7 separate regions of the Mus musculus genome follow, and all the other regions are linked to region 7. A link is a loop called in an ENCODE intact Hi-C map of the cell type or tissue named here. Cell type or tissue: left cerebral cortex. All regions are shown on one strand. Region 1 has its middle 92 kb from the start of E130114P18Rik. Region 2 overlaps Nfia (nuclear factor I/A). Region 3 has its middle 42 kb from the start of Cyp2j5. Region 4 has its middle 120 kb from the start of Gm27521. Region 5 overlaps E130114P18Rik (RIKEN cDNA E130114P18 gene). Region 6 has its middle 19 kb from the start of E130114P18Rik. Region 7 holds the start of 0610025J13Rik (a long non-coding RNA gene).

Region 1 (4,000 bases), 650 kb before region 7:
GGTCAGGGACATGACAAAGCTCAGTTGACAGGTTAGGGGAAAAATGGGCCAAGAAGCTGGCACTGGAATAGTGAGTGGCTCTCAGTTCCAGCTCAATCAACAGGCTCTGCACTGAAAAGTATTTCAAGGCCTCCTCTGGCTTTGACAGAGGATGGCCACAGTCAGCCAGTAATGTTCTCCATCAGTCTGCAAAACTACGTCTGGTGTCTAGTCTCCAGACTAGAGGCCGGATGAAATTGTAAGGGTGAGACAGAAGCAAACCCAGAGAGGAAGGTGGCGGAAGCTGAGGCATTGACAGTAGGATCTTCAGGGCCATACCAGGGCCTATAGCATGGTCATGGGAAGATTTGGCTGAACACAGAACAGGACATAGTCTAATATCCAAGTATTTAAATATAGCTGGCATTTTTCTCACTGAAGAATATAAGCAGCTTTGGAAATATATACTTGTTAGTGAAGAGAAGGGTATGTGGTTGGAAGAGCCCTTGCCTGTTATAACAAATGGGAAAACAGAGTGAGCACTTCCTTCCCACCTACAGCTTCCACTTCCCCAAATTAACATGGAGGCTTCCTCTAAGCTGACAATTCACCTGAACCTCTGAGCTCACTGAGCAGCCATTCATGGACCATTTCCTCCAATGGGGTAAGAAAGTGCAAGTAACACCTTGACTTCAGTGGCCAGATCTCTCCCTCTCCCTCTCCCTCCCCCTCCCCCTCCCCCTCCTCTTCTCCCTCTCCCTCTCTCCCTGCCCCCTCTCCCTCTCTCCCTGCCCCCTCTCCCTCCCCCTCTCCCTCCCCCTCTCTCTCCCCCTCTCTCCCTCTCTAATCTTGCATGTGAATACATGGATGTGCTCATTTCTGTATATATTTGTACATATCATTATATGTTCATTCATACATATATGTATGTGTGTGTGAATGTTCCAGTGCCTCCTACAGGCTGAGCTAGTGCTCTACCACTGAGCAATCCCACTCACCTTCCCTGAGAACCTTCGACATGGGACCTACCCTAGATTGGCACATTTGGATTGTCAGATATAGTGAGCATAGGTACAGTGTTGAATAGCCGACCTCTAGAACTCACTCACCTGATGAGCTGAACACTGATGCTATTGAACTGTCAACCGGACATTTGCTTGGTTCCTAGACTGTTTGTGGCAACTACCAATCTCCTGTTTTATTACAAGAATTTGATGTTGAGATATTGTAAGAGTGGAACTGTGCAATCTTTCTCACTTTATCACATATATTTCACTTAACATAATGCTTTCAGGGTTCACAGCCTTCTTTTAAAGGCTAAACAGCATCCCATTGCATGAATACGAATCTCTTCTTTTCCACTTGTCTTTCGGGGGACATGATATTTCTGCATCCTCCTCACTTTGAATATGGCTGTAGTAAACTAAGGAGGGTTAATATCTCTCTGATATCCTGATTTCAAACCTCTAGGATAAATGGCCGAAAGTGTTGGATCCCGTGGCAGTTCTGCTTTTAACTTTCAAGGTACCTTCACACTGTTTGCATTCACACTAACACAGCGCGGGATTCCAGTTTCTCTGCATTCTCTCTTAACTCTCTCCACATCGTCTCCTAAGCCTCTCTGCTCTCTGTTCTCCAGAGCGACAGTGTCCCGGCAGCCCAGCAGAGAAGGATCAATCAAGTCACGGTTAGCATAGGTCTGAGTGTCCGTTCTCTATGCCCCTGCCCACACCAGCTGCGTCATGGCTTTACGCAGAAGAATGAGAGATTAGAGACCGACCGTGAGAATCCAAAGCTTGCAGAACCCCTCAAAAAGGGGAAAAGCCTTTGTCATCAAAGGAGTTAATGAGCACACGTCTCTGCAGGAAGCCCTAAAGAAATGAGTGTTCTGAGTGTAGAACATTCACTTTACAGTAGGTGGTGTTATTGTTACATGCTCATACAGACAGTACTAATTAACAATCCTAAAGGCCACATCATTAAATTATCTTCAGCTTAAAGCCCTGCAATGTTTAGCACATCCCAGCAATTCAATTATATTCAAGGCAGTAGCCTGAATGTCAGGTACTCTTCTGTGGCCAGCGAAGAGCAAGCAGCTCTCAAAAGCAGATGAACCCCAGAAGGAGAGAACAGCTCTGACACACACACACACACACACACACACACACACACACACACACACACACCCTTGTCCCTCTTCCCAACATACATGCTAGATGGGAAGCAAAGATAAATTTCAAAGAAAATGCAGGAGTGAAACACGGACCTTACCAATTCTATATGTAAAAACAGGAAGACTCTGACAAGATCTTTAAAATCTGACATGAAAAATCGGCTCACTGCCCTCCCATCTCCTCAAGGTCCCCTGTCTGCATTTTCTTCTGAGCCTTCCTACCTCCCTTGTGATTTCTGAGCACAGCACACTGTGTCTGGGGGTTGAACTTGGACGACTTTGTAGCTTGTGGCTGGGCTTTCCCTGCAGTGAGCACTCAAAGGAGAGCACAAAGCTGTTCTGTTCCTCACCCTAGGAGACAGTTCCTGTGCAGAAAAGGCTTTGAGAGAGAGAGAGAGAGAGAGAGAGAGAGAGAGAGAGAGAGAGAGAGAGAGAGAGAGAAGTGGGCTCAACCTCATTTGACCTTCCCCATGCAGATGAGGTCCTGTGTGTAGGCTCAGCGCATCTCAGCAGGCCAAGTGACCTCCATTGGCAGGCAACACCGTGACACAACCTCTAGGTCGAAAGCTGCCTGTGGAAGAGGAACATCTATGGGTCCACTGATTAGCACACAAAGAGACAGACAGAGCCAGCGGGCAGCTGGCTAGCCAGGACACTCATCTGCAGGCACAGAAGCAGCAGACAGAGCCATCTGCCTCAGTTTCTCTGAACTATCTCCCTTAGTCGCCATCTCTGTAGAAACCATTTCAGCATCCATCCTTACTCCAGTACCACCCCAGTGTTCCTCGGGAAGATCCCACAAGATCCTTGGGGTCAAGCAACATATGAATCTACTTATCATGCTCCATTACAAAGAGTACATCCCAGTAAAGATTTCTGGATGGTATGAGAGCTGGAGAGAAGGTTGAGGGACAAACAGATGACAGATAAATGGCCAAAGCACACCAAAATGATCTTGCTCCCCTCTGTGGGAACTGAATCCTCCCCTGATAGTACCAAGATGGATCCTGGCTCTCCAGAGAGGAAATTGGTGACAGAAGCCAGTCTCTCTCTAAGATGAACATCGCTATCCAGTCAGGATATTGTTGCCACAGACCCAATAGAGCTTTTCTTAGTTTCCCTGCCTATGGTCTAGACAGGTACTGCCAGACATCAAATAACCTGTCTCTGGGCTTTGCAAACTCATAAAGCATTGTTGAGATCCTGTCTCTACCATGGCATCTTACAAACCTACTGGATCTAAGACAGCTCCAACACAGGCTCCAACCATTTACATGTGGAGGAGAATAACAGAACTGACTTCACAGGCTTTCTGTGTGGATTAATGTTTTGTGAGACCCCCGACATGCTCCAAGTCAATAGGAGGCAGCCTATAGATTGGCAAGTCCCTAATCTCTATAGAGACTGCCATCATTGTGAAGTGTGTTGCTCAGTTACATCATTCCCAAAAGGATGGCAGGGAAGAGCCACCGAGGCTGGAGGGAGTGCCCCATGAGCAGACGAACAGGGGCTTAAGAAAGTATAGTCTCTGGTTGTAGCTGGTTTTAAACGATGTCAGGCAGGCACTGCTGAGAAGCAGGTCGTGACGAGAGCAGGCAGAGAAGTGAGGAGGTTTGGCTTATAGTTAAAGCCTTTACCCAAGTGGACAAACATGAAGAGACTGCCTGTGCGTATGAGCTGAGATCGCCTCTGGGGAACAAAGTCATGAGATTACACTGATGCTGAAGTTCCTTGTGCCTCCATTTGTGACACCACTGTCCTCTGAGTCTCAGTTTACATCTTCTTGTGGCCTCACTTGACGCCAGCCTAATCCTCCCTACTGAAAATAAGTCCTCTCTCTTCTGAGGA
Region 2 (4,000 bases), 320 kb before region 7:
GTTTGTGTTAGGATGACAAAAATACCCAGCACAACACACCATCCGAACTGCATAAAGAAGTTGAGTCTATGACCTTACCACAATCACAACTAGTTGTGACCCCATACAGTGTGGAGACTCCATATTACTCAGAAACGATACCCTTGTCTTAAACTGTTTCTCTTTCCAGATACATAGTGCTAGCCTTCTACATGTGATAGTAAAAATATTTACTTCCCCCAGGAGTCCAGTGAGGTTCTCACTGTGATGGGGTAGGGGGAGCTGTTTCAGTATTTGCAAACGAAGAGTCAAGTTAAATAACTACTCTCATGTCTTTGCCTGGGAGAGTATCATCTCCACAGTGGTGGCAATGACAGAGCAGCTCAGTCTCACGAGTTCCTAGGTGAGAGTTAGACTAGACAGCCAGGCTGCTTGACAATAAATGCCTGGAGCAGATGCTAGGAACTGCTGGACTAGGGACTCTGGCCCAGGAGAGCTGCAGGAAGTCACAAACTCCCTCACCCTTGCCTCCCGCCAGCACCCTTTAATTTCTGCCTTTATCATCTAATGTTTGTGAACTGTAGCAACGGAGACGCTGGCGCTGAGAGTATGGATTTGTTCTGTGGCCCATCTCCACACGTGGCAGGACCATCTGAAAGCACTTCTAGTTATTTATTACCTTGTTCCACGAGAGGGAGAAAACACAGACCACTGCACCCTGGGCCAGAGAAAAAGAAGAATTCAGTACAGGGGAGAGGCTCCCAGGAGCGCCTGGGGTTCCGAATCCCTGAGGTTGTTTTAGCATAATCCCATGAAGGAGGAGACAGGAGCCATCTGTTGAGAGGTGCTTCACTACACAAAGCCCTCTACTACAGGCATTTCCAGATAGGCCCCTCCCCTGAGCTGCCAAGGAGAGCCCATTCTGCTGGCTGCTGAACGTCCCTGCTTCAAGGGCTCTCTGTCAAACCCACTCTTGTTTATTTTGTGCCAACGTTTCCTCAAAGTACGTGCTCTGAGGCTGCCAAATGTCCCTCCTGGTGTGAACTCAAAAAGTTCTGTCCCAAACTCCACTCCTGCTCATTTCCTTCTAAAGTGCTGAGTGTTTTCCTTGAAGTTGCTGGAGAGATTCTGAAACCTTAAAGGCTTCCGTGGGAAAGAGTAAAAAGACCACAGATACACACACAGGCCATTGTGCCTCTGCTCCGGCCTGTTCCGATTGCCAGCGTGGTTTGTTACACCCAAACTGGCTGCAAGGGTTAAGTAAACTTCGTGGCTCGGGATGACTTCACAGCCCTGGAATTCTGCAAAGCCAGGATTCTCAGTACACTGTGGCTGGCCTTAGAGTCTTTGGGTGTGAAAACCACTCTCAGCTGCTCAGCCTGTGCTGAGTTCCTGCTACATGGCTGCAGAATCTATTAAAGTCCAGCAGATGAATTGCCCTGGCTCTGCCACAAAGCCTGGCTACCCGATGGACTTCGGGGTTCCCAAGTTGTTTGTCAATGGAGAGTGGCAGTGAATGGAACGGGCCTGTGCCTCAGCCTGGCATGAGGTGGCACCCTAGCGGCTGTTTTCTGCCTTGGGAACGTGCACTGCTGAGATTCTCACACAGGAATCATCATGGGAGTTCCGAATGCAGTTTGTTCTGAACTTCTTTTTCAAGTCCTTGGTATGGCTTCCAGCGCCCATACGCAGGCACTTAGGATTTCTGACCAGCAGTTTTGTAAGAACCAATGAATCTAGTCTAACCTGACGTGTAGAAAGAAGTTCTGGGGCAAAATTAACTCAGCTAAGAGAGGCACAGTAAGAAAATGAGACATTGGTAGGGCTAAGCTCAAACTTGAAAATACAAATTGTCCTTATCTGGAAAGACTAATGAAGAAGCAGGCCTCAGATGAGAAGTCCCGGGGAGGGGGCATCTTTTGAGGGTTACCACTTAAATAGTGGCGGTTCTTTCTACCTTTATTGGAGGAGGATGACTTAAAAACTTCCTAGTCTGAGCAGGCAGCCTGCTGGCTCTCTCCTCTGTTAACACACACAGTAACAATGATCATGGTACAGAAATTAATTTTTTATACAATTTATACTCTTAAGCAAGAAACCATTTAGACTTCAGCATTAAAGGAAGAAACAAAAAGACGATAATAAAACGTCCACTGCAGCCCAGCCCGGACCGTCACTGTGACCTTGCCTTTGTTTGGCATTACACAATTCAATGGCAGGCCACTCAAACTATGCTCTCGATCAATATCCTATTAAAGCAGCACAAAAAGTCTCCATAAACTTAGTGGTTAGCTATGTTTATAAATGGAACTCGGCATAATTAGATGGTCAATAGCAGGCTCTACTAGTAATTTTAAAATGAACATCACACATCTTATGCATAGAAGCCAGAATCAACCCCTCTGGAAGGAAGGTCTGGTGTGTAGTAGACAATAGGTTGGATGGCCTTTTTAAAAAAAATCTTCTCTATGTCCAAAATGCAGCTTCTAAAGAAAATCTGTTAAGTAAGCCATATAATAGAAAATTCTAATCGGTCCCTTAAGGTTTTTTTCGAGTCTAAGTCACTTCATTCTAAATGTATTACACCATGGGATATGTTTCATTTTCTAGTTTTAATCAAGCCCCCACACAGAGAGGAAATAATAAATGTTGCCACACTCATAGAAAAGGGAAAAAAAATCAGTCTATCTGGCTTAACTAACAGATTTCCTCCCAGTTCAATTCAATACAATTTTAAAATAAATGTTGAAGTTGAATTATTTCCAAAGAATGCTTTGTCATACAATTTTTATTTCCTTGATTCATTTGGGGTGAGTGTTTGAACAGTAAAGCAGGAAGCAAATGGAGTGGACCAGCTGCACTAGGGTTTCTACCATTCACATTTGGGTGGCTAACCTTGATGTCTATCCCTTCCCTTCCTCACCAACCAAAAGACGATGAGCTACTAAGAGGACACCCCCACCCACAGGCTACTTTATCCATAGCTGGTCCCATCCGACCATGAGATATATGTGTGCCCTGTGTTGAATATATGTCCTGAGCAGTGTGTGTGAGCTACTGTGTAGGTCACACTTAGGTCAGAGGGAGTGTGCTTTTGACACTGGGTAGCACTGTGCATGTGTGCCCTGTGCTCTTTGGTATATACATACTCCTGCCAGTCCTGGTTAGAGCTGCTCATGGCTGGGTTTGGGCCATTTATCTCTATCCTCAACTGAAGGGTCTGCTAAATTTCCCAGACTCATGAGCACTCTTATGATAGACACTGGATCTTGGAAAAAGAAACACACACTATACTTTGATATGCATACTAACTTGTTGTCATGGTCCCTGTTTCTCTAGGTCCATCTACTGCTAATCTTTTCTAAGTAACTTCTACCTACATAGTGTGTGGTTAACACAGACTATCAAACACACACATGCCTGTAGGATGCCAGGAAATAGTTCAGGATTTATAATAGGGGTGAACATTTGAAATTTAATAGCTGTGGGACTCTGGTCAATATTTGCAGTGCCTCTTGCCTGTGTTTTCTTCGTAGGTTATAATTATTTAATACAAAATATTTAAAGTAAGTCCTGGCTATAGGCTGAGCATAAATCTGAGTGCTAAACTGGGGAGACCTCTCAAGAACACAGAGGTAACATAACAGGACGCCTCATGTTGGATTAGTGAGAGCTCAATGATGGTAATCACCTTGATCATTACTGGCTTAAGCCTTTGCCCTTGATCATCTACTGTGTGTTCTTGAGCTGATCCTGGAGCTGACCACTATCAGCCAATTTTATTTAAAAATATTCACATGTGTATAATTATGAGTGACTGATTTGAGGACTGTGTCCTAAAGCTTGGTTTATTACAGCCATTTAGTGGTCCCGTCAGGTAACAGCTGTGACAGAAGAAAACATACTAGTACTGTTCTTACTCATCTATCTAGAAAAGTCTTATTCCTCGTGATTTTTAGCCAAATCCTACATTTCTGCCAACATTCTGGGTAGCTAATGGGAATTTAGTGAACAAAGGACA
Region 3 (4,000 bases), 1.6 Mb before region 7:
ACTAAGAGTTAAAAAGTTATCACTTTGATGATTGTAACCAAGGTAACAAATGACTAGGGTGGAATAAGAACATAAGTATCATAACTTCTTTGGCTTTCCACAAGAATAGCATTCCATATAGTTCTGTGATCCAAAGAGATGGAGTCAAGATTATTTTTAATTTATGACCCTGACCATATCAGGTCCTTTATCCTCTCATGAGAAGAATGCTAACATTACACTCCACAATTTATGTTTGTGTGGTGACTTCTTTTCATTTGTTTATTAGCATGGTTTGCTTATGAGATTGAACCAGCCTTGTAGCCTGGCATAGTCTCACTTGGTATTACACATTTTTGGATTTGATTTGATAATATTTTGTAAAGAATTTTAAGTGTTTAGTCATAACATTAGCATGCAAATTTCTTTGTAATGTGTTGCTTTTGGTATTTGTGAAAACTTTATGTGGTCCTCTTCTGTACACTAGGAAAATCTGTGTAGAACTATTTTCTTCTTAAATGTGTGTTAGAATTTTCCAGTAGACTGCATCATTGTGAAGGGTTTTCATGTTCTAGGGAGCCCAATATTACCCAGACCAAGTGTTTCCTCCTGAAAAGGAGAGGAAAGATGGGCCACCAGTGATCCTTGCCAGCCTCCATGGCAACAATGTGTTTAGGGGGTCCCCTATTCTTCAGAACACTTCTGATTTTCTCCCTGCCACTTCAGGCCATCATTTCCCCCAAATGAAATCTCAGTCTTTGGAGATAGTGTGGTAAGAGGCTTGAGTTTTAGCCACCATCTTTTACATTTTGAAATCTCACTCATTCCTTCCATATCTAGGCATGGAGACGTTACCTCACTATGTTGTGAGGCTAGAAAAAGGAGTTACTTACAAGACGTCTGACACGGTAGTCAAAACTGATTTTAGGACTTATTAGAGAACACAATTGTGTGTGCGATGCAATTTTATAAATGTATCCTCATAATTGTATAGTGATTGAATCAAGAGATATTGTTATTTCCATTACCTTGACCATTTATCACTTCTATGCATGGGTATACTCAACTCCTCGCTCCCCTCTGTCTTCAAATGTACAATGACTATATAACTCAGGGTGAGGAACCTGAGCACTTACCCTGTATCCCCCTGCATCCCTGTACTCTGGCATCGCAGGCTTTCAGTGAACTCTTCTTCCTTTCTCAGGAAATGGAGCCCCTTTGCTCATTTGAAAGGCTGTTTGCATACTCCTGAACCTGAGAAGTACTTCCTAAAGGGAGTCCTAGACACAGATGAAGCTCTCCATTCTCTGTCTGTCCTCTATTCTCCCTTTCCTCCTTACGCCTTCTCTTCAGACTCCAAGACCAAAGCTTTCACCTTGAAAAGCTTCATTACACATTACAGAGTGGAAATGATTTGTAGATGGGAACACTCTGTTCTAGTATTCCAGCCCTAGCTTCTTGCCAGATTCAAAGAGGACTCTCTTTGTTAGTGAGCCTCCTGAGCCTTCCTGACATGAGCAAAGTAAAGGCAGCTATTTAAATTCTAACTCCAGTCTAGAAGGATAGTTCTTTTTGATTGAAAAAAAAAAAAAAACCATGAGTCAGCTGCTTAGAAAAATGCATCGCTGATGATCTTAGTACATCAGAGCAATTTCATCAGTCTAGAAAGCACATTTTCAGGAGGCAAGACTGGCAGGGCATGAAGGACAGAATATTAATAAAGCTGTCAGAGGTGGTAGTGCTGTTTCAGTTCTGGGCAGCAGAGGGAGCTCTTAGCTCCTAGTTCTTAAATTCAAATTTGGCAGGAAGGCAACCAAAACAGTGTCCTTGGCCTTATCTTGGCAAAGTGAATTTGGTTTACATCACTAGGAAAACTGGAAAAGCAACACTTAGTTAGTTACAACAAGAACAAGTACAACAGGCAAGATTCACCTTGAGAAAGACACTGGTTTATATGTATGTTATGAATTTTAATGTATTTAATTCTCACAACAGTTTGAAGGATAATGTAAGGGTAAGTGTGAGTATAAGGGTTACAATTAGGGTTAGGGATCAGGTAAGTGTAGAGGTTAGTGTAGAAGTTGGGGATAGGGTTGGGGTTGGGGTTGGGGTTTAGAGTAAATGTAAGGGCAAGAGTATGGGTTACAATTCTGGTGATATTAACGAGGTAATATTACTGTGTCCTTTCTGGGGATGAGGAACCTGAGGCTCAGGGATATTAAATGACTTCTCTAAGGTCTCAAAGGAATGAGTAGAGATGGGATTTGAATAGAAGACCTTTGACTCCAAAGTCTTAGCTCTTAATTATGAATAACATTTTATTACATAAACATTCGATCCCATTTCATGTTGCAAACAGTTAATATGTGGTAAGTACTTTTTCCTTCTATTGTCTCACACACACACATGCACGTACGCACACACACACACACACACACACACACACACACACACACACATGAGTTGGGGGGGAAGAGAAGGAGGAGGGAATAGAAAGGAAAGGACTTAGAGAGAAAAGGAAAGTACAGAACTCTTTAGACTGAAAGAATAGACAACTTGTTTTGGGTCTTTAGTTGTTTAAGTATTCTACAGACATTTTATTTCTAGTATGTAAGATCTTATGGTTGTATGCTCTTAACCACTGATGAGTAACATAGAGGGCATGGTAAGTTTGACCCAAGCCCCAGTCTTCTGTCTCTAAGACTAGTACTATCAAATATTCTGTTGTACCCTATAGCCTTCCTCTATACTAAATTTTGCTATGAGAGGTCATGAGGTTCAGACACCACCCTAATCTCACCTCTTCTTGAGCTTTGGTCACTGAGTCAGAAATATAACAACAGCTATTGATTTCATTAAAACATCCTGTTGTGTCTAAAAGATTACATTTCATTGCACTTCTTTTCTGTGATGTTCCTTGAGGTCGGGTCAGGAAATGTTAATACAAATATCCCATTTATGGATGAGCCCTCCTAATCTTCTATTTTCAGAATAGGGCATCTCAGCATCGTTTGTTTCTTACTGGAAGGAGAAGAAGAAGAAGAAGAAGAAGAAGAAGAAGAAGAAGAAGAAGAAGAAGAAGAAGAAGAAGAAGAAGAAGAAGAAGAAGAAGAAGAAGAAGAAGAAGAAGAAGAAGAAGAAAGGAAAAGAAAAAGAAAAGAAGAAGAAAGAAGTTTTTCTCACCAACACTAAGAAAAACACACATCTGTGCTTACAAACATAAATATTTAGAAAGTAATTTAATGACATTACCACTTAGAAAATGACAATACTAGACTCCTCTGAAATGCCTCTAGCTGTACTGGCCATGAGCTCCCTGCTGTGGAACAAGCCTCAAATTTAATCAGTTAATATATTATCTTTATAATAGTCATGACATTATTGCCCTAGTGGATACAATTTGCTTGTCAGGCTAGTATTATAGCAGTGAGCCTTCCCAGATCTTAGGATCGCTTTTTCCAAATTTCTTACTCCTATTGAAGTAGATCTCAGACAGTGAAGTAATTTGCCTTTATCATCGAGATAGTATATTGGAAATCTACAACTTAAGTCCAATTTTCAAAGTTTCTTTTTCTAAATCAGATTCTACTAATACTATGATCTCACCCAGATGTGATTATCGTCCCCTATCTAGCTCCAGGGCAATGTCAGGACTTTATAAATAGGTATACCTACTTCACATGGTAATCTTCTACCATTACATACTACAGTTATTGGAAGACACAAAAATCACAATTTCTTGGTCAGTGTCTCCATTTGAAACACACTTGAAGAGTTGGTGTTCTGAAAAGAGTCTGTGTTTGGAAAATAGTCCTGGTTCTCTCACATGTAAATTGTGTGATGTTAGTCAAATCCTCAGTCTTTTCATCTGCCATATGGGCCTCTCATGTACCTGGTGGTTTGCTGCAATTGTGAGATGATACACATACTATGGGAATAGAACCTAGGGTGTTAGCAAATTCCGGCAGAATCCAGGTCAGTGTGACTAGAAAGAACTTTTTCATATCTATTCTCATTACAT
Region 4 (4,000 bases), 1.3 Mb before region 7:
TAATTTATATGGGAAAGGGATTTAAACAAAACAAAATAAGGGTATTACCCAGAATACCCAGTCACTTATGGTCTACAATGGTAGTAAGAAGGTAACATTGAAGTTCTTATCTGGGAAAAACTAATGGGCTAAGAAGAATAAAGACATATACATGATGTGCATGCATCATGTACACATAAATATATATGAATAAGATGGATTGCTTGATGAATACAGTTGCACTGAGTCAATTGTATAAGCGCTTTTGCATACGAAAAAAGTAAAATAGTAGGAACAGACTTTCAGTAAAACAAATATGTGTTAGTCCACAGCATATAATTGTTCCATCATGTAATCCAGGCATACTTAATCTGGTTCTTACAAAGTTCTCACATGCTCTCCAACAATAGGGTTTTTTTTTTTCTAGCACAATGAGAAACATGTGATGATCTCACTGTTTTCTGTCTATGATCTCCACATCTCCACCCTGAGCTCCATGCAGCCCAGGCTTTTTTCCTCAGCTGGCAGGCACAAACCCCAGATGCCAGGCTGTAGAGGATATGTATTTGCTGCATCTGGTTTCTTAGCAGATTCGACAAGCCTCTGTGCTGGCAGCTGAAGAAATGCCTTTGGGCTGATCACATGGTGAAAACTCCCAACTGGCTGGAACAATCAGCAACTGTGATTCAGCTGGACACTGGACGGTTGATTTTGCCCATCCTCTGATGTCTTGGATAAGTGATTAGTGGCTTTTGTCTTGAAAAGTATGCTCCCAAATGACAGTCCAGACCAAGAACTAGCCTGTACTCTCACCTCTTATAATCTTATAAGTTGTACACAACTGAATTTTGTTTCCTTCATCAATGAGAATTTTCCCAGAAACATGGACTACAGAATGTCTTTCACATAGGATGCCTGTCACAGCAGCACTTTACATTTGGAAGGAAAATTAAGTCAGTTAGTAAAGCTCCCTAAATTTTCTGATGAAAAAAAAAAAAAGCAGGCTTTGAAAAGGGAGAGGATTTTGATCAGATACATAGAAAGCAGAACAAAGCAAAGCCCACTGGCACGAATGCTGCAAATGAGCACATATAGAATGAAAGATGAAGAGCAGAAAAAAATTGCACCTGAGGATGAAAAACCACAGCCAAGTGGTTTTGTGTATTCTCTGTATCAGGAGAGGCACCCTGTGGACAAGAAGACAAGTAAAACAAATATCCTGTGCAAGTTACACTAATGGGGGCCACCTATTCTCAAGGCCTGAACTCTTACAATATAAAATTCTGTAATTCCACTCAGAATTTATTAATATGTGACAGTTTAAATAAGATAATCCATTCTGTATGCAACAAGATTATGGATTTTAGAAACAAATGTTGAGAGCTTGTCATATTAACACATACCGTGCTTTATAAGGAGTGGTTATCATAACTTAGAAGGTGAAATTGCCAATAAAGCAGGAGTGTAAGAGCAGGGTCACAGAGTGAGTTTTCTGACTGTGTTCCTGGTGGGAATCATGTAATCAGCCAGGGAGGATGTCCTGACACACATAAGTGCATCCACAGCTGCCACAATTGTACCAATTCCCTCAGCTGCAGTGAACAGCCATTTCCAGCAGGGGACATCCACAGCTCAGACAAGAGAATCTTGTCCAGCCCAGAAATGATGAATGGAGATGATCCAGCACTTAGATATGAGCCAAAAACCAGCCAGGACGACACTCATCCCATAGAAACCAAAGTTCTGGAAAGAAGACCTTCCAGAACTCTTGAACTGTGAGCAGCTACGAATGCCAGTAAATCTGAGTTTCTCTTACTTTATTTACAAGCTGAGGCTGGACAAAGACATTGAACCTTGCTAAAGGAGTGGGAATGGGGGTATGACACATTCTCTTGAGCCTGTGACAGATCAAGGTAACCAGGTGCCAGAGACTCACAGTTATGGCACAGCCATGCTGGCAAGACTGTGTGGCTTGGAATTTTCTTTGGCTGCTATCTGGATCCCAGGCTTTGTTTATTATCTGCTCAGGAGCCAGAAAGAAGATGGCTACACATTAGATTTGTCCTTATGACAGTAGTAGGCTACCACATATCTAATAACCATCTCTGGGGGGGGGTGTACATGTGGTTACATAACTAGATTTATATTTTACTCTGATATGTAGATTCAATTTACCCACCCTGTGAAGTAGGCAAGTTTATGGTATAATTCTCACACTTCAGTCATTTTTGCTAAATTCTTGTCATTCTGACCAACTTAGTGCTGCAACTCAAGCCTAATGTGACATAATCAGTGTATGTGTTTGCTTCCTATCGGGATCAGCAAAGAACATTGCAATGAGGATGGCAGTGTTAGGAATGTTTGAAGGTGTTTTTATTTATATTATCAAGGAATGATAAAGTAAATCAATAGAAATGTACACTCAAACTTCCTTTATTAATTCCATGGGACAGATCATTGCTGAAGCCTTCTACAGTCTTTGAATACTGAAAATATTCATAAATATATGAAATTTTTGATGATGTATCCTGTATATAGTTTAATCTTTGATGACACCATGTAGTCTTATCAAATATCTAATTCAAATGCAAAAAGTGAATCAATTTCTTACTTACAGTTTCTGTCAGGCTCAAAAGTATAAATACTTCCTCTAGGGAAGGCTTCATAAAAGAAGGTCAGGGCACTGAAAACAGAGTAGGAAAGAGATACAACTTACCAAACGATTCTATAATGTTTCTAGCATATTTTAAACATAATCCTCCAGGAGTATAATAATAAACATGATAACAAAAATAATTAAGAACTGGTGAATTCTCAATGATCAATGTTTTATTAAAATATAGGGATTTCTCTCTATCCTATATAATCATTTAAAAGTGTATAGAAGCCTGCACAATATCCAGCATGATAAACACAATTACAATGCAAGGAGAAGTCCAATGGTCAGATAGAAATTTTTAAAAAGGGTTGGGAGCCTCCAACCTCAGAGAGTTACTGAGGAAAATACTACATGAAAGCTACTGTGCTTTACATGGAATCAGCCATACACCTCTCCCTATAGCCTGAACGTATGCTTCACTACATCGCAGGGCAGTCTCGAACAGAGGAGAGGCTGAGGCTGAAAGAAGCAAAGGGACTCATTCAAGTTCAGTCAGCTGATCTGGGCTAAGAAGATTGCCTGGCTTTAAACACTGCAACAAATAAGGCAACCACCACTCAAGAGTGTTGCATGGGAGGGGGCAGCAGAATTTATAAATATAGGTGATGCACAAGGATGCCTGTGAAGGAAAGTGATGGCTGGACCTGAGAATTTGAACAAATGCATTGCTTTTATGATTTACTTCATTAATGATTGTGGATCTTTGGACACTGTGACATGTGCTCCTCTGAATATCAAAGTCGAGGTCCTGGTGACAGACATTTCAGCTGAAGAGAACAGTGCCATGGTATTTTACTGAATCCTAGCTACTAGTGGTACCACAGTTAACAAGGACTGATACGATAAGATAGATTAGCTGCTTTTTCTAGTTATCACTCCCTCTGGTCCTATCTCTACATTCCTTTCCCCAGAAGATAAGGGGAAATTCCCAAATAAGAACATGAGTATGCAAATACCAAATTATGTTCCTCTCAAGTTAAAAATGCAAGGCCAAAGTATAAGAACTGAGTTAGTACATGCATTTCTAGACTGCATGAAACTTCTACCACCAAGAATACTGGCAAGCTGAAGAGGAACCTACTAAAGGTGAATTTGTATTCCTATGAAAAACATATTTTCTGACTACCAATGCTACAAGTATCACAAATATGTACAAGGAAGCAGAGATATTGTTCAGTTATGGAATGAACGCATGAAGCCCCAAGTTCAACCCTCCATACTGCAAAATAACAAGGAACAATAAAAAAGCCAAACAAGAGCCTGGTGTGGTGGCACACGCCTTTAATGCCATGAGTTCCAGGACAGCCAGGGCTATACAGAGAAACCCTGTCTCGAAAAAAACAAAACAAAACAAAATAAAAC
Region 5 (4,000 bases), 740 kb before region 7:
CAGGGGGCCTAAGCAGGGGAATGGGTAGAACGAGAGGTGGATTCAAAGACAGAGCAATGCTTCCTTTTCCTATTCCTTCAAGGGGGTGGGGGTGGGGTCACGTTGCTATTTTACATTATACGTAGAATTTACAAATTTTCTCCTTGTCTTCCTCCAGATGGTCATTTTCATAACGCTGCGGTTGCACAAGGCTGAGAAGGACTTGGCCGGGAAAGTTGGGGTGCGTTTCTGAAAGGAACAAGTGTCCCTCAGGGGACTCACTTGCTGTGCTATCACAGGTTCCTTAGACTTGAGACAAAGGGCATACAAACACAAATAAGCCCCCAAAGATGGAGAGAAATCCTCCAAGTCCATGTTATTAGAAGATTACAACAGGACGGGGGGGGGGGGGGTGGTCACAAAGAAGAGGAAAAATTGCCTAATTTATTGTATGGTCATCCCTAAGTGCAGCTTAGAAGCCATGCTTGAAATGAGAAAACACCTCAGGCTCTAAAAGACTAGACATTACTTTACTGAAATTGTTTTGGTCAAAAGGAGCTAACTGCTGTATTACCATAATGCTAAATAATTAAATGATGATGATACCAATGACTATAATAACAACAATCCCTATTATAATTAAGGAGTGGTCCATAAATACAAAGAAAGAAAAAAAAACCAAGGTAACCTCTTTGCAACTTAAAGACCTGAACCAAAACTACCAAAGCATAATTAGGTTGAAACTATGCCTAGGAAAAATTCATTAGCTAGATGAAATGTTAAAACCACAACTCGTCAATGATCGCAGTTGCTCCCTTCGAGAAATAGTAATCAATTCTCCCACGCCCTGAGGTACCCACATAGAGGCCTCTGGGTACAGAACTGTAGACAGTCACCAGTGGGAACTTGGGGACCCAAAGGTTGCTCAGCTACAAAACAAAACTCACTAAGAGTTTTCAGTGTCACTCTCACACAGGTGTTCTCTGCAGTCCCAGCCCAGCCCAGCTCTCAGGAATGGCAGCTACCAAACACAAGTGACCAAAGAGAATATTCTGGTCACTTCCTGTTCCCTGTTAGTCTTCAGTAAGTGGCTTGAATTCAGTAGCTGTCTAGACTTCTTCCCATTTAAAAAAAAAAACAAAACAAAACATTTTTCTAGTATTTCTTATAGATAGATCCATATTATTACATTTTTTTCAGGCCAAAAAAATTTTTGGCATAACTTAAAGTAAATTCCTATAAATAAGATGACTGGGTTACAGTATGGAAATCAGAGTTAAATTTTCCTGATTGAATAGACTCTTATATCAAACTTAACTGCAACTGTGTAAAATGAATTGATAAAAGACTGCTTACTTTATTAATAAAGATTGAAGATGTCCAGAATTCATTTCTACGGCATCGAATAAAAAAATGTAGTTATATAGGCTAGTGTTGGCTAGAACGCACACCGCGCCAGCAATGTACTACTTTACTCCCATGAAAACACAACGAAACACAGTGCCAACTGAACCAGAAAGCAAGGGACTCTGAGGCTGGCGTCCTGTATTTAGGTTCTTTCATAACCAAATTAACTAATGAATTAATTAAAAATTTTAAAAATACACAACAACAATAACAACCAAAACCACAAACAAGGTATAAAAAGAGAAATAATTTTCCCCTGGAATCTTTTTTTTTTTTTCTCCTTGGAAAACCTGTTCGGTTATTCCCAGATTTAGTTTTAGACTCTTTGCTTTGCTTCCAAGGGAGATGTGTAGCACAGCAAAACCTAAGCAACAAACACTTTCTAAAATGCGCAGTTCACAATCTTGAGGAGGGTGGCTGTGAAAGACAGATACTGAATCAGACTTAGAGTCTGAGTTGGGGGGAGGGAAAAAAAAGCCCCAAACGTTGCATGATAGTCTCTAAGCAGTTCCATCTGTCAGGCAGAAATTTTAGGCTAATAGCCTGTGGCGATCTCCCTCCGCAGTCCACTACCTGCCTTTGTCCTATTAAATCTCTTTATTCTCCTTAAAAAAAAAAAAAGCAAGGGGGGGGGGGGTTGTTGGAAGGAAAGGAAAAACCTTGCAGACCAAAATCATCTGAGTGATGAAGCCCTAATTTTAACCACCTCCCTTTGATGTGTAGCAGTGGGCTCTTGTTTTAAAGAGAGAGAAGGGAAGACAGTTCTAGCAGCAGACTCCTCATCTCCACTTCACCTTGCCACTGGGTCTGGGAGAGATTGGTTCATTGTCAAGGAGATTTTTTTTTTACCCATGATTCCATATGGTATGGACCGGACTACATGTTGCCCCACATGCCACTGCAAATGTTTTCTCAATTAGGTGTCTTATCTCCCGTGAGTTAGCATCAGATGAAGCTTGCTGACAGCGTAATGGCAGGGAAAGCTTCCGACGGCTCCATCAAATGGCAGCTTTGCTACGACATCTCGGCCAGAACTTGGTGGATGGTGAGTTGGCAGCCGGGACTGCCTTTTTTTTTTCCTCCCCCCCCCCTTTTCTACTTTCCCTCCCTCTTTGACAAAATGTCCCAGACCTCACATTCATCAAACTCACATTTGATTTTTTACACTCTTCAGTGAGGCTGCCTCGCACTGCTTGCTCTTACCACCCTCCCTCTCTCTGCCACTGTGCAACTGGAGTTCCCAGTAATGCTTGCCCTTGTTTTCCATGGGACGGTATTTGGTGTGGGTTTTTTTTTTTTAATATTAAAAACATTTTTAAGACTGTCAAAGTTTTAAGGTGGAATTCTGTATTTTAGCTATGGATGTCTGCAGATTAAAAGAAAAAGAGCTGTTTGCCCTGCCCCTTGGGTTTCGCGTCTTCTGTCTAGCTTCACACCCTCCTCACTTTTGATTTTTGAGAACTATGGGGTCCATGGTTCTCCTTGGCTGTGAGATTTTACTAGGGATGCATATCAAACCTTGGACTGGTGCATGCAAGCCCTGCCTGTGAGAACCCTTTCATGTCCCAGTAATTGGAATGCTTTAAGTCACCTGTGAGAGTACTCTAAGGCTCCATTCGTCATTTTCCTCAGGGGACCAGAGCTCTGACATCTAACTTTTCCATATCTGTTTATATCGGAGCAGACCTTCCATCTCTAAGAACCACCAACTTCGAGTGGAACGGACCCACACACCCTTTCTTTCCATTTCTCTGGGCACAAGAAAGTTTCAGGAACTCCTAACTTGTAGCTGCAGAACGAGTTAACTCACATGTCATGGTCAACCAGGCCAGACAACCTTTGACTTCTGGGATCTCTAAGGGTTGGGGTGAAGTGGGAGGATGGACAATAGCTCATTGTCACAGGAGACGCTTGTCCTGTGAGGAAGAGAGTCCCAGAATCATTGCTGTCCTCGTTAGGGTGGTGTCCGTTAAGGATTAATTCGTTAGCACCGCATTCCTAGTTTTCCGTAATTATTATTCTTACAGCAAGCGTGAATTCATCCAGGGAGTGAGAAAAAAAAAAAGTTTGCTTCCAGGACAATGAATGTATTATCCGTTCCTAACTGGACCGTGAACTTCAGCTCGTTTCACATAGATATCAGTTTAAGAAAAGGAGAGTGTGTGTGATGTTGTAGGGGGAGTCTGAGGACTGGGATTTCAAAACAGGGCATGGTTCACTGTACGATCTACAGAAAAAAGCACTCTCCCTTCCTGGACAAATGGTGCTATCCTTTTGGCAAGGCGTAGGAATTCGGAAGACTGAGACTTTTAAAAGTGAGCTACTGCAGGATTCTATTCGGCTGCTGCCTGGGACTCAGTATGTCCATTCCAAGGACTTGAGTAAAAGTAGTTGTGGGTATGTGTGTACTTGTCTATTTTCTCTCGTAATTTCTTACCTAGACGTCTGAAACTTTACCAGTGGCTACAGAACAGTATCACAGAGCGCTTTTGGCTAATGAGATTCGCAGTCCTCTATCTCTTACGACCCTGAGCGTATTCAAGGCATTTATTTTCCCATTAGACTTTCTGCCAGCAAGAACAAGGTTTGCTTGTATGAGATGGTCATATTGCTT
Region 6 (4,000 bases), 760 kb before region 7:
GTTATTGTCATTGAGATTTACACTTCCAAGTCACAGACCTCCAATAAGGAAAGACAGAGCAGATTTTAAATTTGAACTTGAAGGCAAAACCATAGAGGAACATCACCTTACTGGCTTTATGGCACGCCTGTGTTTAACTAGTTTTCTTATGCAGCCTGTCTGCCTAGGGCAGTTGGGTCATGACCCATTTAGGGGATGAACAATCCTTTCATAAGGGTCACCTAAGACTATGAGAAAGCTTGGATATTTATATTAGGACTCATAACAGTAGCAAAATTGCAGTTATGAAGTAGCAAAAGAAAATATTTTATAGTTGGGGGGTCACCACAACATGAGGAACTGTATTAAATAAAAAGTCAACACATTAGGAATGTTGAGAAACACTGGCCTAAGGAATGGTGCCCTCCACAGTGGGCTGGGTTCTCCTACATCAATTGATAATTAAGATAACCCCCCACAGACATGCCTCTGCCAGCCCATCTTCTGCCATCCCTCAATTGAAACTTCATTTTCTCAGGTGATTTTAGCCTTCAAGTTGACAGTTAAAGCTAACTAGGACAGTTGTATACAACAGCTCTCAACACTAGAACCTGATAGACACAGACACCCATATGTTCTCCACTATTTTTTAAATATATTTAGGAAATATGGGGTTCTCCAGTACAAGACCTTGAGTAAAATGTAATACTGCATCTGCTCCTAGAAGCCTAGAGCCCCGGGATGGACCATGTTGAATAAGATACGTTGTTAATACAACTGTATAAAGATAGGGAGAAGGTCTCAGGCGGCATATGGGAAAGAAGACTTAGTGTCTCCGCACATGAGGGTGGGGAATGCTTTCATTTCTCATTATTTAAGAGACAGAGGACGATGATATTAGCAAGATGGTGGAATCAGAAGCACCAAATCTCATTGTCCTCATAGAAAGAGTGACTATAATATGACACATGTGAGTGGGAAATGCCTTCATGAGAACCCTAGAAATAAGTTCAAAGCCAAGAATAGTCATGCTGAGAGTGGCAAACCAAGTGCAGGGACCCGTCCTTAATCCCATCTACTTAGGAAGCTGAGGTAAGACGAACACAAATTCAAGACCAGCCTGAATAGTACTGGTCGATCTGGAAAAAAAATAAGGAAACTAGGAGGGAGTGTGGAAGAGAGGGGGAGGGGTAAAAGAGGTGGTAGATATAAAGAGAAGATGTAGTAAAAGATGCCGTTCCATATCAAACGTCTCCTTTTCCAGAGTGCAAAAGTCCAATTATCAGTCTCTTCCTTGGGGGGCGGGGGGGAGGGCAAAGAGAAAAATAGATTTTGCATTCAAAGTCTCTTCTCTCGAGGAACTAATTTCCTTCTCACATACTTCACAGTGTTCATGCCTAGGGGCTGCAGAGAACAAAAGTGAGCTCGGCAGCTCATGTCAGTGCCAGGGAACTTGTAATACCACAAACAGAAACTGGCACAGCCTGCCACCTAGGGAGTGAGAGCCCAGCTTGTGGCTCTGGGAGTGGAAGGGGTGAATGGAGCGGACATGTGTCCAAAAAAGAAAAAATCCCAGCTCTTCAGGGACCTTCAAAGAGACTGGTTTCTGGCTTACCCAACACAGGTTCCTGATGGTCCCCAAGGCCTCAGGGAAAGGCACATAGTTTAGCACGTTGGAACTTGTAATACTACAGATAGACACTAGAGGGAGGAAGAGATTACAAACTGAAGACTAAGCCAGCAAAACTCTGCCGGGCTTATTCATGAAAGCATAGAAAAATGTATCCCTAGACAAATTTGACGAGGTTCTGGAATCTTGACCTCAAATGACTGTGGAAGTCTTTCCTTGTACATAGTTGAAGTAAAATGATATAGAGGCAGGTGTGTTTCAAATGTACAACCAAATACAAAGGTACAAGGCATACATAAAAACCTGAGAAATCATGGCCCAACCATAGGAACAAAAGAATCTCCAAAGCCTAACTTCAGGTAATGGAGTTAAGTGAATGACCAAATTAAGAATTCAAAATATCCATGTTACATTCAATCAACTCACAAGAACATAATGAATAGAATAACAGTATCAAGTCTCTCTCTTTTTTTTTTTTTAAATAACCAAACAGTGATTTCAAAGCTAAAGAACACAGAATAGAACTGAAAATTCACAATGGTAGTAACTTCATTCACAAGATAGAATCAGCAGTCACAAAGACATTGACATTATCCAATCAGAAGCATAGTAAAAATGAACACAAAAAGAGAATAAAACAATCCTACGGAAATGAGAGGCTATCATAAAGTAGAGTGGTTAGGAAAGAAAGCGATGGGAGATTGCCATAGAGTTTATTGGGTTCTTGGATAAATTCCTAGTGCTAAAAACAATAAACAAAGATGAGAGAGAGAACAGAAAAGAGGCAGATAATAAGATGGTGTGAATAAGTGACCCTGTGAGGGAAAATGGACATCTAGATGTCTAAAGGACCCTAGCTGTGATTAAACCAAAGAAGCGCATCTGAGAAATTACAATCACATTGTCAACAATCAAAGATAGGGGATTTTGTAGGCACAGAAATAAAAGTGACTTGTCACATACAAAGACAGCCTGGTAAGAATAAGAAGGGATTTCACATTGCAAGCTTGCGGGGCAAACGGAAACACAATGATATGTTCAAGTGCTAAAGAAAAATAGTGTCAATCAAGAATACTACATATGGCTATAGTCTCCACAGAAATAAAGCAGAAATACCTTCCCAGATAAGTAAGAGCTGAGGGGTTTCATCACCACTACATTAATGAAAATAAGAAATGCTAAAGATAATTTTAATTGAATTTAAAGGATGATAAAGAGTCCCATGAAAGCAATGAAGGTAGAAAGCTCAATGGCGAAGGGAAATGCATAGTCAAGTAAATGCATAGACTAGGGAAATACCATAATAGCAGTGTGAAATTTCACCTCATACAGTATTTCATCTATGGTGCTGGACATAAATGAAGAATACAGCTTTAAAACTATAATTTGTGACATTAATGACAACACGTAGGGCTGAGGATGTGGCTCAAAGTCAGAACATTTACTGATTACACACAAGGTCTGCCCATTCCCAAAATAATTCAGGAATAAAACAAAACATAAAACTTGCATTCACTGTTGAAAATAAGCTGAAGTCATCTTAAAGTCAGTGTTATAAACATAAGTCATGCTACACAAACCCTGCGGTGAACACAAAGACGATACCTTTAGATTATGGACAGAGAAGAACAAGAAGATGCTAAGTATCCATTACAAAAGTAGACAGCAAAACAGAAAGGCAGAGAAAAGACCTCAAAAACTGTAAGACAGACAAAAAGCAATTGCTAAAGAGATAGTCTAAGTTCTTCTCTATAATAAATTTTTTGAATACATCGATCAAAGCTCCTGGTCATAGAAATGGAATATCTGAATGGATTTTGAACAAACAAGATCCAACCGCTTGCTGTCTCCAAGAGATACACTCTAAAGATGTGTAACGGCTAAAAGCAAACTATAAATGATGTTTCTTACAAACAATAATGAAATGAGAACAAACAGAGGTTGCTCCACACATACCAGAAAAATATATTTTAAAATGTAAAATGTCATGAAAAACAAAAAAATGATAGATAGATAGATAGATAGATAGATAGATAGATAGATAGATAGATAAATAGATAGATAGATGGATAGGTGATACATGGGGGGGGATAAAAACAGTGAATTCAGCAGAATTTGTAGTCAGAACACCCAAATGTATGAAGCAAACATTGATAGAACCTGGGAAATATACAGTAACACAATAAAAATAAAAAATCATAATATCCTACTCTTAATAACAGACAGGCCATTCAGACAGAAACCTGTGAGCCAACAGTAAGTTTGAAAAAACTAAGAACAGATGGACAAGATCCACATATAAAGAACGTGGTGCCCTGTTGCCTCAGAACACCTATCCCCAAGTTCAAAAGGAAATTCTATAGTATAAATAGAATGTTAGGGAACAAAACA
Region 7 (4,000 bases):
CTGTGCACACGCTGGGGTACAGGAGTTTTCATCTGTGTGCTCATCAAACCTTCATTAGTAGAAGACTCTCCCTGAACTATGGAAAAGTCACGTGTGAACACAACCTTAAGTTTTTCCTTTCCACTCTGCAGACATACTTAGAGATGCCTGCCAATGGAGCAAGAACTGGAGAAAAACAAGCTGGCCCTTTGGGATCATTTAAGAACCAGGTGTGTTTCCTTATCATCACATAGAGTTTCCCGGGCATCTTTGGTGTGCAGGCTAGGAGATAAATAAAGATACATTCCTGGCCTGAGCAAAGAATATATTCTCTCAGGGGATAAAGGGGAGGAAGGGAGAGAAGGGGGAAGAGAAAGGAAAGGAGAGTGGAGATTGGGGGAAGGAGAGAGAGGAAAAGAGAGGGAGGTAGGGAGTGGAGAGGAGGGGTGGAGAAAGGGAGAGGGAGGAAGGGAGAGGGAGAGAGAGATCAGCACAGCACAGCACAGCACAGCAGGTATGTCAAGCAACTTTGTCCCATTTAACTTAAGGCAGGATTACTGACTACAGAGGTACCCAAGCACAGGCACAGCCATGAAAGACTGGAGAGGGTGTGTTTGAAAGACGTCTTTAAAGAGACCAAACGTTTGCTAATCAGAGAAGAGGAGGAGGAGGAATTCTAAGAGCGGGCAACAGCCCTGGGAAAAGCAGAGAGGTAGCTGGGTACTGAGGGTCAAGCCCCCAGGGAAGAGCAGAAGGTCCTGAATCCAGGCTGGGAACGAAAATGTGACTTCCGGTTCTCTTCTGGAACCTGTTAAACTCTTACCAGTGTGCAGAGGATACTCAACACCTGCCCTAGAAAGTTCTAGTTTTGAGACTCAAATACAGATAAACAAGGGATCCCTAACTGCAACCATGGTCTCATGAGCTCTGTGTTTATCTCCTGGGGTTGGGAGCACCTCTCTCTCCAGATCCATTGCAAGTGGGCACTTGACCACTCCTAGAACTCAGATCTTCTAGAGGGCCCAAAAGATGTGGCAATGGGTTCTTGTGGGCTGGTGAGTGCCGACAAGAGAAGGACTGTAGAATTTAATCTCAGTCGGCAAAGCAGTACCATTGCTCTGGTGTGACAGTGACCTCCACCAGAAAACAAAGAACGAAAGCGTGTGTGTGTGTGTGTGTGTGTGTGTGTGTGTGTGTGTGTGTGTGTGTGTGTACGTGTGCGTGTCCTTTAATTTTTAATAGCTATTCAGACAGTCCTTGGAGAGGGAATTGGCAGGTTCAGCGGGAGGCTACTCCCCCACCTGTCTCCAGGCACTGCAGACACAGCTGCTGCGGAAGGAGACAGTCAAAGCTTCCAAGGAAAGAAATGGTGCGGAGAGCTGGGGGTGGGAGGAGGGCGCCTTTCACACAAGCCCACTGGGGACTGGGCCTGTCTAGCAACTGCAAAAACAAGCCAAGAGGACACAGTCGGGCTCTATACAACTTCATGTTAAGTAAAATCCATTCAAGAGCCAGCTCAAGAGCCGCTTCAAAATCATTGGGGTTTTTTTTGTTTTGGTTTGGTTTTTGTTTTTTAATGGGAGAGCAAGGTAACCAGAGCTTTGGTGAGGCCATGGTCAGGTTTTGCTGCTTGAATCAAGAGGAGCCCTGAGGATTTACGCGCTGTCCTAAGACTTGAAACCGAGTACACAAGACACAAAACTTCCCCGTACAGTGCCTAGCAATGTCTTTATCTGTACTCCCCTAGGCTGAAAGGACACACAAGGTTGGGTTAAAGTTCAACTCCCAAAGAAAAGGAGGAAGGGGGGTTGGGGGGAGGACAGAACGAGAGAAACAGCGGAGTCTAAGAGACGGGGAGGAGGAAAGACTGGGGTGGGGACGACAGAGAGAATAGCAGCCCGGGCCAGATTTCAACTGTCCTGATGCAAATGTTAGCAATTCTACGGTGGCCGGGGGCTCGCTGCTCCCCCAAAGTAAAGCAGCAATTAGAAAAGGGGAAGAGGCCGTTTTAGAAGATGAAAACTAAAGCAAGGAGGTATTTTTGGTATCGTTTTAATCACAAAATAGCATGAATGTGGTCTGTGCCTGCGTGCTACACAAACGTCGATTTCAATACAACTGAACGCTAGTTTGAAAATTTCCATTTTTGTAATTTGCTTCCCTTTGTTAGGCCAAGATTTGAGAGAAACCTGGCAGCGTCCCCAAGCCTGGCACGGGATCGCCTCAGACGCACTCGGCTGCTCCGGAGGCGGAGCGCGAAGCATCGGACCCGGCGGGCGGAGCCAAGCCAGCGGGGCGCAGCGCAACGCCTTCCGCCAGGGCGTCTGCCGCCACCTACCGGCGACCAGGCAAGCGTCAGTGCGACCCCAAAGCAAGCTGCTGTGAGCTGGCTGGACCTGGTCCCAGCCACTAGCAACAGCATTTCCAACAAAGGCCACCCGTCTTAGCCTACCCAGCTCAGAAACTCCTGTCTAAGTGCTCTGCCCTAGGAGTTGATCTAACTGCTTTATGTAAACCCAACCTGAGGACGAAGGCAGTCTGTGATCCCAGTATACGCTCAGCGAAGAGTGTGTGCTCCCACAACAGTAGCGTGAATGAACATATGAATGAATGAACCAACCTATTTAAAAAAAACAACAACAACAACAACTTTCAGATATATTTATGTTTGTCAGACATTTTGTTGGTGGCTAGTAAAGTCTACAATAACTGTGTGTATCCCCTCTCCAATGTGTGCAGCAGTAATGTACAACTGCCAAATTCATCCCATAGCCTCCCTTTACAGTTGCGTAAAGACGGGTTCCTGAACGTTAAGTGCTTTTTCCTATGTCAGTTTGCTGGTCATAGACCTAGTTCAGACCTACATTTTATTGACGTGTTTGGTATTTATTTTGTAAGGAAAGAGAATCATTTCATCTTTCTGTAAGCTAGCCTGCCCTGACACATATTCTTAGCCGACTGGCTAAAGGAGGTAGCTGGCTCCACCAACTACCTATGGTTGATCCCTGAGCTTCTGTCCCAGATTTCTTCTCTCAGCCAAAGCAGCTGCTCATACACTTTCGTTCCAAAAATCAAGTGTTGCTCCAAGCTAATGCCAACTGGTCTAAAGGTAAGAGTCTATTTCTTAGAGCCTAAAGGAGTCTTGGAGATTGTGTGTTAGTGAACTGCAGGCAGGTGCATTTTCTTTGAATCAACACACGTTGATATCCAGTATTGATCCTATAGCACCTCTACTACTCCAAGATGTGCAATAATGCAGCTATTGAGTTTCCCAATGACAGCTAGACGTGAAGATAGTATCAGTCAGTTGAAGTAGAACTTTTGCTGTAGAAATTAACACCCAGAGTCTATAATATAAAGGGTCCTTCCAGCATAAGGTTCTGACTTCGTTTTGTCAGGTGACTATGATTCTGGGAAGGCTGGGATCCAAAGCTGCAGATTCAGACCACAACCCACTGACCAAGTGGAAATCACATCACTGTGAGGATAGAAACACATCCTAACTGTTGATCGTGATGGCAATGGTAGCCATGCGTGATTGTTAAGTACATTCTACATTCCAGGCTCTGGGCTAACTACATGATGTATAGAATCTCATCTGTCTTCACAGAAGGACTATGAGGCTTTCCATTTTTATCCTGTTTTCATTTTATCCTGAATGAAATAGTTGAAGCTCAGAGAGTTTGAGAGGCTCAGCTCTGGTTCAGTCCCCAGTGGTGAGGAGCCTACCTACTCGAACTCCTGATTGACTCCGGCTCCTAACCTTAACGTGATAGGATAAGTTGCTCACCCTGCACTGCCTCCATTCACTTCCCCATCTCCAGTGCAAAGCTCCAGAGTGGGTCCCATGCTTCTATTGACAGCTAGTGAAGGCATGATATGAATTACCTGTTTCTTTTTCATAAGCATATTCCTAGATCCAGCCATGGTCACACCTCCACTGTTTCACGGAGGGACTCAGTGGGACTGGTTCTCAACTGGAGGTCAGTCTGACATCCCAGAGACAAATTGCAATGTGTGG

Evidence for each region. Peaks named below come from ENCODE experiments on the same cell type or tissue, not always from the same donor. Only the 100,000 strongest peaks of a DNase experiment are listed, where the experiment ranks them.
Region 1: it touches region 7 in a loop (3-fold over the local background); 8 of 42 quality-filtered maps call a loop at or near these places.
Region 2: it touches region 7 in a loop (2.7-fold over the local background); 7 of 42 quality-filtered maps call a loop at or near these places.
Region 3: it touches region 7 in a loop (2.8-fold over the local background); 5 of 42 quality-filtered maps call a loop at or near these places.
Region 4: it touches region 7 in a loop (4-fold over the local background); 5 of 42 quality-filtered maps call a loop at or near these places.
Region 5: a loop joins it to region 7, with 2.6 times the contacts of the local background. A loop is called at or near these places in 4 of 42 quality-filtered maps.
Region 6: a loop joins it to region 7, with 3 times the contacts of the local background. A loop is called at or near these places in 20 of 42 quality-filtered maps.

The regions. Positions count from the first base shown.
Region 1 is chr4:97,674,305-97,678,304 of GRCm38, forward strand. It overlaps a transcript of Nfia not described here. Among named protein-coding and RNA genes, the nearest start is that of E130114P18Rik, 92 kb to the left of the region's middle. In left cerebral cortex, CTCF peaks have their summits at 938 (motif pointing left) and 1,893; DNase peaks (open chromatin) are centred at 1,972 and 2,499; H3K4me3 peaks cover 406 bases.
Region 2 is chr4:98,003,028-98,007,027 of GRCm38, forward strand. The region is part of intron 4 of Nfia (nuclear factor I/A); the gene reads left to right. Among named protein-coding and RNA genes, the nearest start is that of Gm34218, 18 kb to the right of the region's middle. In left cerebral cortex, CTCF peaks have their summits at 249 and 1,540; DNase peaks (open chromatin) are centred at 928 and 1,476; H3K27ac peaks cover 1,284 bases.
Region 3 is chr4:96,704,024-96,708,023 of GRCm38, forward strand. No RefSeq gene overlaps it. Among named protein-coding and RNA genes, the nearest start is that of Cyp2j5, 42 kb to the left of the region's middle. In left cerebral cortex, a CTCF peak has its summit at 1,732 (motif pointing right); DNase peaks (open chromatin) are centred at 1,464 and 1,738; H3K27ac peaks cover 402 bases.
Region 4 is chr4:97,036,250-97,040,249 of GRCm38, forward strand. No RefSeq gene overlaps it. Among named protein-coding and RNA genes, the nearest start is that of Gm27521, 120 kb to the left of the region's middle. In left cerebral cortex, a CTCF peak has its summit at 1,586 (motif pointing right); a DNase peak (open chromatin) is centred at 1,600.
Region 5 is chr4:97,579,642-97,583,641 of GRCm38, forward strand. All of the region lies in intron 1 of E130114P18Rik (RIKEN cDNA E130114P18 gene), which reads right to left. It also overlaps a transcript of Nfia not described here. Among named protein-coding and RNA genes, the nearest start is that of E130114P18Rik, 2.9 kb to the right of the region's middle. In left cerebral cortex, no CTCF peak of the experiment used is centred here; DNase peaks (open chromatin) are centred at 2,356, 3,144 and 3,705; H3K4me3 peaks cover 1,435 bases; H3K27ac peaks cover 2,894 bases.
Region 6 is chr4:97,563,286-97,567,285 of GRCm38, forward strand. No RefSeq gene overlaps it. Among named protein-coding and RNA genes, the nearest start is that of E130114P18Rik, 19 kb to the right of the region's middle. In left cerebral cortex, a CTCF peak has its summit at 1,685 (motif pointing right); a DNase peak (open chromatin) is centred at 1,639.
Region 7 is chr4:98,320,160-98,324,159 of GRCm38, forward strand. 0610025J13Rik (a long non-coding RNA gene) reads left to right here and starts at 1,197. Exons shown (of 3, transcript XR_376450.3): 1 at 1,197-1,348; 2 at 2,150-3,088. In left cerebral cortex, CTCF peaks have their summits at 2,315 (motif pointing left) and 2,516; DNase peaks (open chromatin) are centred at 987, 1,340 and 2,245; H3K4me3 peaks cover 1,212 bases; H3K27ac peaks cover 918 bases.